Regions from separate parts of the Homo sapiens genome. Here region 1 is linked to region 2. Evidence: chromatin loops called from intact Hi-C (ENCODE). Cell type or tissue: HepG2. All regions are shown on one strand. Each heading gives the region's core, and the rest is flanking DNA. Links, peaks and the distances in the headings are about the cores only.

What was found. A loop is a pair of places that touch in the nucleus more often than their neighbours do. Peaks named below come from ENCODE experiments on the same cell type or tissue, not always from the same donor. Only the 100,000 strongest peaks of a DNase experiment are listed, where the experiment ranks them.
Region 1: a loop joins it to region 2, with 2.6 times the contacts of the local background. A loop is called at or near these places in 1 of 110 quality-filtered maps.

The regions. Positions count from the first base shown.
Region 1 is chr2:164,493,324-164,497,730 of GRCh38, forward strand. It overlaps GRB14 (growth factor receptor bound protein 14), which reads right to left. Exons shown (of 14, transcript NM_004490.3): 10 at 4,051-4,167; 11 at 3,888-3,960; 12 at 3,685-3,772; 13 at 1,108-1,201. Among named protein-coding and RNA genes, the nearest start is that of GRB14, 130 kb to the right of the region's middle. In HepG2, for the core only: a CTCF peak has its summit at 2,480 (motif pointing left); a DNase peak (open chromatin) is centred at 2,458.
Region 2 is chr2:163,941,403-163,945,809 of GRCh38, forward strand. No RefSeq gene overlaps it. Among named protein-coding and RNA genes, the nearest start is that of FIGN, 210 kb to the left of the region's middle. In HepG2, for the core only: no CTCF peak of the experiment used is centred there; a DNase peak (open chromatin) is centred at 2,219.

The DNA.
Region 1 (4,407 bases), core at 270-4,269, 550 kb after region 2:
CTACTTGTTTTTTTTAACATCACTTGCATTTAAAAGAAATATCAGCTGATCCCTGAGAAGCACTGCTACTCTACTTCATCTAGTTCTAATTCTCCCAGCATTCTGTTAGTAAAGACAGTATGAATATTTTGAATCAATGAAAGAAATCTACAATATTCAGAGTAAAAGTAAATGAAGATTTTAATGCTCCCACTTGAGAAATTAATTTCCTTTTCTAAATGTTGTCTACTTAGCCACAAAAATGAATATTTACATAATTTTATGAGATTTATTCTGAAGTAATCACATATTATGCTAATGGAATGTCATTCTGTCAGTTTTCTTTTTTTTAAATCAGTGAAGTCTTCTGGTACTAAACAATTCGTATTTGCTGGGGACATTGATCACAAAATAAAAGAAGTAGGGAGGATATTTTATATAGCCTTTGGATAACTCCAAAAAGAGGCAATTCAAAAGGACGCACTAGTAATTTAGCAATACTATGGAATACCTTTCCAAAAAGACTGAATCTTCACTCCCCACCATTCAGTTCCAATATACTATACACATCACATACATACATGCACACCCACACAGACACACAGCAGAAGAGGCAACAGAAATCCCAAAGCAAGTTGTGTGTCACAGAGAAGCCGAATCACAGAACTTTTAAAAATGTGTTCAGAAGTCTTCACCAGTTCCATAGAATCTCTGTTTCTAGCCATAGCCATTAAAAACAAAACAAAACAAAAAAAACATTTTTGAGAGAAGAGAGGAGAAAAGGCTTTAAAGTAATGTTTTCTAAAGAGCCGTTAGTGGAATTCAGGAGAAAGAAGCTTTAGTGCCCTTTTAACAATAGGTGGCATGGGGTCTATACAATATTGCTAAATCATATTTCATAGAAAAAGGAAAATTTAATTTTTACAATTCCTGTATTTCTTATATTAATTCAGGCTCATAAAATCATTTCTGCCAAAGTTAACTCTAGTCAAAGCACAAGCTGCCAAATTATATTTAATAAAAAGACCAAAAGAAAACCAAAGTTTCCAAAAGCTTATGCATTAAGATCAAAAGCTTATGCATTAAGGTCATTTCTAATACACAAATGTGAAATCACGAATTACTTACTGGTATAATTTGAAAGTGCTTTATTTTTTGTCCATGACTCATTGACAGTACGAAAGTTTTGGGGTTACTCTGACTATCCCGTACCAAGAAAACTCTAAAGAGAGAGAAGGAATTTCAATGTTTCTATATTTACTCATGGATTTCATAGAACTATAGCATTAATAAATCCAAGAAGTGTATGCATAAATGTAGCTGGGGACTCCTTTACTATGTATTCAATGGGTGGGATTATCCAACTTGGCAATCAATATGGTATAATATAATCTGCACTATAAAGCTGTCATCACTGCTACTGTAATTTTAATAGGCTAAATACACAACCCATTAGTCAGATTGTTTGTTTGATCACAATAAACAATACACTGTTATGTCTGCATCAACAATTGGTGCTACGTTCTCTTTGCACTGGGAAACTGGGTATTCACATGTAACTGTTTTGCCTAAAGATTAAGGCATTTTCATACTGTTATTTTACCTTCTGGGTCATGTTAAGTTTTGAAAGAAGGTAAGAATTTAGAATGAATTTTTTTTTTTCTTTTGAAACAGGGTCTCGCTCTGTCACCCAGGCTGGAGTGCTCTCGGCTCACTGCAATCTCCGCCTCCAGGGTTCAAGCAATTCTCCCACCTCAGCCTCCCAGGTAATTGGGACTACAGGCACATGCCACCAAGCCCAGCTAATTTTTGCATTTTTAGCAGAGACAGGGTTTCACCATATTGGCTGGGCTGGTTTCGAACTCCAGACCTCAAGTGATCCGCCTGCCTCGGCCTCCCATAGTGCTGAGATTACAGGCATGAGCCACCACGCCTGGCCTGAAATTTTATTTTATTATAACCCCCTCTTCTATACTGGATACCCTTTCTTTTGATTCTGGTTTCAACTGTTCATACACAATAGCAAGAAAGAAATCAATATATTGTTTTAAAAAAATCTTGAAATTATTTATTAAATATTTAAGCAAAATGCTTTAAGTAAAAAAAATCATCCAAAAAACACATACTTTAACCTTGAAGAATGCAGCAGAAAAGCCTCTATAATGTCAGGCTAGAAAAACAAGACATGGCCTCTAACAGCCTAAGAGAAAAATGCTGCCAGAAGTGGATTCTTATTCACTGGCAGTGCAATGCAAAACCAGTTTTGTATTAACTGCTGGTAAATACACCGTGTAAATGATCCCCACTGGTGAATCCAATATGAATCTCACTGTGCCTGGGCAAAGAGGCAGCCAAATTTAAAGCATCACAGATGTCTGACGAGTTTATCCATTTCATTTGTGCTGTGTGAGATTCCGACATTACATCACTGGGAAATGGGACAAAAGGGCGTTTCACTGGTAAATCAAGCTGTAATTCTTTTCCCATTCCCAAGTAGATCACCACTACCACCTAGTGGATCACTTGGCACCATCACATCTCTCCAAAAGAATACCAAAAATACTAAAAATAAGATAGTATCTTTTTTTATACGATCATTTCATTCACTTTATAAATACTGGGCTCAGAAATAAAGAAAATTACAATCTTTCAAAACATTTTAATAATTCTTTGTGACTCATTTATTTTCTTGGTTTCATCAGATTGTAATTCTACTGATTGTTCAAATTTATTTCCAAAAAGACTGCATTCCATGCAAAGAAACGTATTAAAATATCTTATTTACAGTCTGGGGAAATGCTGACTTCCTATTAATAATCTTCCATGTGAAGAAGCATTGTTATCCAAATTTCAGTATTAAATCACCTTGAAATCTTGTCATGATAATGACATGATTAGCCAACTTTTGAAGATAAAAGATCCCATCACCACTTGTTTAAATTGATAATGATTTCATTACTCATCTAAACCACAATACAACCTCCCTCATTTGTACTGCATTTGGAAAGGGAATTCAGCCAGTATTATAGAAAGTATCTGAAACACTGAGTAATTTGAGAAAAATAAAATTCTTCACATTATAAATCTTTCATAATACATTTTATATTTCTCTTTTGTATTCCATGGTACCCCACTAAAAGACAACATGAGAAACAGTTGAAAGGTACTCTTTTCACGGATCTATATTACTTTAAGATGTTAAAATTTAGAGAAAGGACAATAGGGATGTAAACACACAAAAAAATAAGTGTTCAAAACACTTAAGAAACAGCTTTTTACTTAATACATGTTGCATCATACCTAAAAAAATACATTTGACATAATGTCATAATATAAACCATACTTCGAAATCATATGTTCAAATCAAAATATTGACACTTAAAAAGAAGTTCATTTTCCCCCATCAATTGATATCTGAGATGCTAGAATCAGGACATAATGGGTAATATTAGTGATCACTGGTTAAGAACAAGATACTCTATTCCGTTATTTGTCCATTTATATACAAATACCAGACACACACTATGTACCAGGTATAATATAGATACTGTTAGAATACAGTGATGACCTCATTTATAGAACAATGTCACTTCTGTTTTATGATAAGCCCAAATCAAGAACTCTTTGTGGCTATGGAATAAATAATTTCTGCTTATAGGAGAAATCCAATTCACAAGTACTCAAAATTAAAAATACCAAACTTACCCATCCACAAGTCCTTGCTGAATAATCAATCGCTGAGCCTCATCTCTAGAAATTTTGTGGTGAAACCATGGCTGGGACCGGTGGATAGCTAAAGAAATAGGATGGATGAATGCAAAGCTTTGTTTGAGATGACTGCAATTTCATTACATGTCCTTTCCATGTCTATCCGTCTACTCAGTGGCAATGACTATGAACAGACATACCCATGTTTGTGGCAGAGCTCTGTGAAGAGGCAGTGGGGCTACCGTGAGTGCCCAGGCGTAAACATCCTTTTTTCTGAGCAAGGAAGGAGAAAACAAATCTCAAGTTTTTAGGTGAAACAAACTGAAATCATAAATATTTTGAAGCATGTGAAGCTACTTGTACCCTCCAAGCGAGTCCTTCTTCAACCGCAACTGAAAGGGCTTCAGTGGGATTTTCTATAACTCTGCTTTTCTGGCCTGAGAAGTCCATTGCTACCAGGGAATTCTCTGATATACTTCTCTGGAAAAAAGAAACACATTTGAGTTATGAAAATTTCTTTGAAAGTTATCTTTCAAATAAATTGAAAGTGTTTTTCAATTTCAGTGTTTTTCTCTCAGTGTTTTTCTGGCAGTACATTTCCATTCTAGAAGGTGGTGCCTGAAGGGGCTAGCAGAATATTTAAAGTGAAAATACATATTCAAGATATAAAGGTGCTAAAAATATTTTTGTTAAAAAAGCTAAATAGTAATTTGTTAAGGT
Region 2 (4,407 bases), core at 144-4,143:
AAATTACCGTGCATTACTGTGATAGTTAATTTTGGATCAACTTGAATGGGCCATGGGGTACCCAGATGTTTGGTTAAACATTATTCTGAGTGTAACTGTGAGAGTGTTTCTGGGTGAAAGTAACATTTGAACCAGTAGACTGAGTAAAGCGCATTGCCCTCCCCAATGTGAGTGGGCTTCATCCAATCCACTGAAGCCCTGAATAGAAAAAAAGGACAGATTAAGGAGACTGTGCTTCTTCTCTGCCTGTCTTTGGGCTGAGACATTGGTCTTCTCTTGTTTTCAGATTTGGACTCGGATAAAAGTTTTACCATCAGCTCTCCTGCTTCTCAGGCCTTTAGACTTCATTTGGAACTACACAATCAGCACTCCTGTGTCTCAGACTTTCACGCTCAGACTGGAACTACATCATTTGATTGGCTGAGTCTCTTTCTTTCCAACCATAGATCTTGGGACTCCACAGCCTCCACAGCCACACAAGCTAATTCATTACAACAAATCTCTCCCTCTCTCTGTCTCTTTCTCTCTATGTAGATAGATCTCCTATTGGATCTATTTCTCTGGAGAACTCTGACTGGGTAATACATTACCTTTTATATCACATCTTCACAGACCTACAGAGAAATTCTGTGCAATGTGTGATGAATAATAATAATAAACTATTATTTCACTTGTCAGAGGAAACAATTCAGGATACGTCTGCTATTTTAATACATTTAGCTGATCCTTTTTTTTATTAACATGAGTGACTGGTACAGAGCTGGTAAATGAAATCTACAGATTGTATAACTTTGTAGTTCCAGATTAGAACAGATAACGTTGATGAACACTTCAAAGAATTTTGCTTTTTGTCCCACTTCTCTCAAAGGGATTCTGGCAAAAGTTCATATTTTCATCTAGAGAAGCATACCATTTTAAAAACATATTTATCTTTAAACCCATTCCATTACCTGCCTACATTTGTATTAAGTACAAATTTTCATGCAGTTCTTGCTGTGTCCTGTGATATATCTCCCCATAACAGATTCATTGAAAACTGTGACTTTAAATTCAAAATCAAATAATGGTACATTTTTAGCCATTTCTACTGTCTTTGATACAGGTATATTTTTATGAATAGGACTTATACTTATTTCTTCACAACTAAGAATAGTATTTGTTAGTGTCAATTTAAAGAAGTATTCCATCAAATAAAATAGTGTGGTTGCTGCTGTTTTTTCATTTTACAGTAGTGCAAATTGGAACATATGATCATGAGAGGAGACAGGACTATACTTCAGTTAATTGTCCCAAGTGCATACTATTTATTATATATTTGAAGGCTAATGAACTCTGAGCTGTAAAAATTCACCTCATTGAATTTCAAGAATATTACAAATAGGTAAGGAAACTAAATAAATCAACAGATTTACTCAATCTAAATATTTATTTTTATCCATTTCTAGAGTGAGATGAAAGCATTCCCCATCATCAGAGTGTAGGCTTAATGTATGAGAAGACCATTAAACTCCCATCACTTAAACATAATAACTGCCTCATGTGTCTATATGATGTTTCCAAGCTATTTTTAAGCCATTTAAGCTTTTCAGTTTATACTAAACATCCACCCAGAGATTTCCTGTGAAATTTGGTGCAATATTTTAAGTGATTGGCGCAACTTGATTTTAAATAAATTTTAGAGTAAAAGTAATTTCTAAAATACAACTTACATAATTTTCCTCAATGCATCACTGGCTCTGAATAGTGGCTTTCAAGTTTAAATCATTAAAAATCTTTTAGAATCCCCATGCAGCTATACTTTGTATAGATCTACTGTAAATTTTAAGGAGTTACTGGTACAAAAATGACAAAATAACATGTAGTATACTTTCATATTTCTGGTTACCCAAAAAAATTTAGAAGAGCCAATATTTCACAAAATGTGTGGAAACAATAGTAAAGAAACAGAAAAATTTCAAATAAGAACTAAAATGATTTTTGTTTCCTGATAAAATGTTTGATCTGTGAAGAGTGCTATTGGCTAGAATAGTATTTTGTGAATTAGTGTGTCCTGGGACCTGGAGGACTGTTACAGGGAACTTTGGAATTTCACCTGGAAGGAGCGGATGACAATTGGGAATGATTGGCTGACTCATCAATGAAGACAGACAGCTGAGGTAGGATACAAAAGAGCTATTGATGGCTTTTGTCTATGTCAGACAGAAGCCTAAGGGAAGGGTGACTGCTCTCGCCTGGTGTCATGGATGTCACATGATAGAAAGTTTTATGTTTGTTTCTGACATTAGGCAAACAAAAACCTTTTGAGGGCTGAATTAGGCTTTTGTTTTGAGCCTGCAAGCTGCTACTCATTCCTATTGATGAGTACTGATCTGATTTCAGCCTTTTCATTTTTATGGTGTTAACTGTGTGGGGAATGTGTGTAGAAGGCCGGACACAGGACCACCGACCCCATCTCCCTTGAGTTCACATATCTTTTGGAATTTCCTTTTTTTTTCTTTTCTTTTTTTGTTTCGTTTCAGGAGGGGGGCTGTCTCAGGAGCTTCGCAATCTCTTTGCTTAAATGAACAATATGAGTTAGGCCTTCTGAAATCAGTTTAGCAAAAGACTCTTTTTTCTTTTCCCTCTGGAAAAGGATACAACACTATCACCACAATTCAGCTTTGCTTGTCGGGGTCTGTGCAAATTGTGAGGAAAAGAGTGCTTTGAGGGAGACTTTCTATTCCCTTTGGTCCCTATGATCTGTATACTCACTTAAGGTTCTGAGGTTCAATATATGATGACTTGGCAGGAAAAGATAAATCCATTTTTTAAACGCATGGTAAGGATTGCATTCTTGTTGAGGGAGTCATATATTGGAAAAACCGAAGTCATTTTTAAAGCCCTTGATTATGGCAGACTTTTAAATATATACATTCACTTTGAATTAAAAGAACCCAGAGAAATGAGAATAATTTCTGCTTTCTGTGGCCAGACTTTGAAGTGGAGAAATGTGGAAGTAAAAGCAAATAGCATAACCTGTTTTAATCAAAAGGAGTCTAGCAAGAAACAATCAATTAAAGAACAGTCTGATTCTCTGCGACATCAATGTATGAAAATCTGTTAGACGCCAGATTGTGTCTCAAGACACATATGATGAACTGAACAAAATGACCTGCTAATAGCTTTTACGGGTAATAAATGCATCATGTTATTGGTAATTCTGCAGATGGTAAATCAAGCTAATATCGAAGCTGAAACAAGCTACTTGTTAAATGTAGTTCAAAATGATTTTCTCTGTTATTCAAAAACTGTATTATGCTTAAAAGAAAGATGATTATGCCTTATATTTCTAAGCATCTTAAATGGATAAACATTCCCATTCTGCTATGGAGTCATTTTAATTTTTAAATCCTTTGGAGAGAGCATGCCTGAAATAAATCTAAGCTGAGAAACGCTATGTTTATTTAGATTATGAGCAGGAACTAAAATGTAAAACCTGTGCTGAAATTGAAGTGTGACTCTACTGCATACAATGCACATTAGATAATATTTCCAATCAGCATTTGGAACACTGACCTGATGAATTTGAACATTTGAGCACAATGCACATTAACAAATGGTGAAGGGATGGATATGCCAATCATATTATTGACTCTCTTGGACAGTCTGATGTACCCAAGGAACATTTTAGCTTCAATTTTATTGTTATATATTCAAAAGTAGATAGCAACACAATTCTAGGAAGGAAAGGGAAGTTGAAAAAGAGGAGTCAGGACAACAGCCCAAGAGAAAACTCCAATAGGAAATGAAAGGCTGTGACTACCCATGATATACAAGGGGAAACTCAAGAATGAAAGGAAAAATTAACTCTGCCGATGGATAGATCAGACCACTGCATCCCAAAATAAGCCCCTCCCATCTTCGAGGTGGCTATTGTTAACCTGACATTGTACATGTCATATAAGGAAGCCCATTAATTTGTATTAACTGAGAATAAGATCAGTTATAAATGCATATTTATTTTTTTTGAAGTGCAATTTCAGGTATATGAAAAGGAAATCTTCAATGATGGGTTTATTTTCAAATAAATGTAATTTAAGATGTATGCATGTTTTCAGACTTATGTGTTTTCATATATATTTACACAAATGCATTCATGTATATAAATAGGCGGACATATATATACATATTATAATTTTATGAACTGCTAATACTATTGCAATTCTAGGAAGCTGCAATAGCTTGTTTGGAGTAAAAGAAATATTTTTTCTTTCCTTTAAAAAAGATTATATATGTCCAGTGGACTCATATTTCTAGCTTAGAAAGTGTTCAGGATCTAGAGTCTTTAAAAATTGAATGTATTTTAATTCCAAATTTACCTATTACCTGAGACATCTTGAAGAAAATCAGTTTAAGGTCTTAAATTTC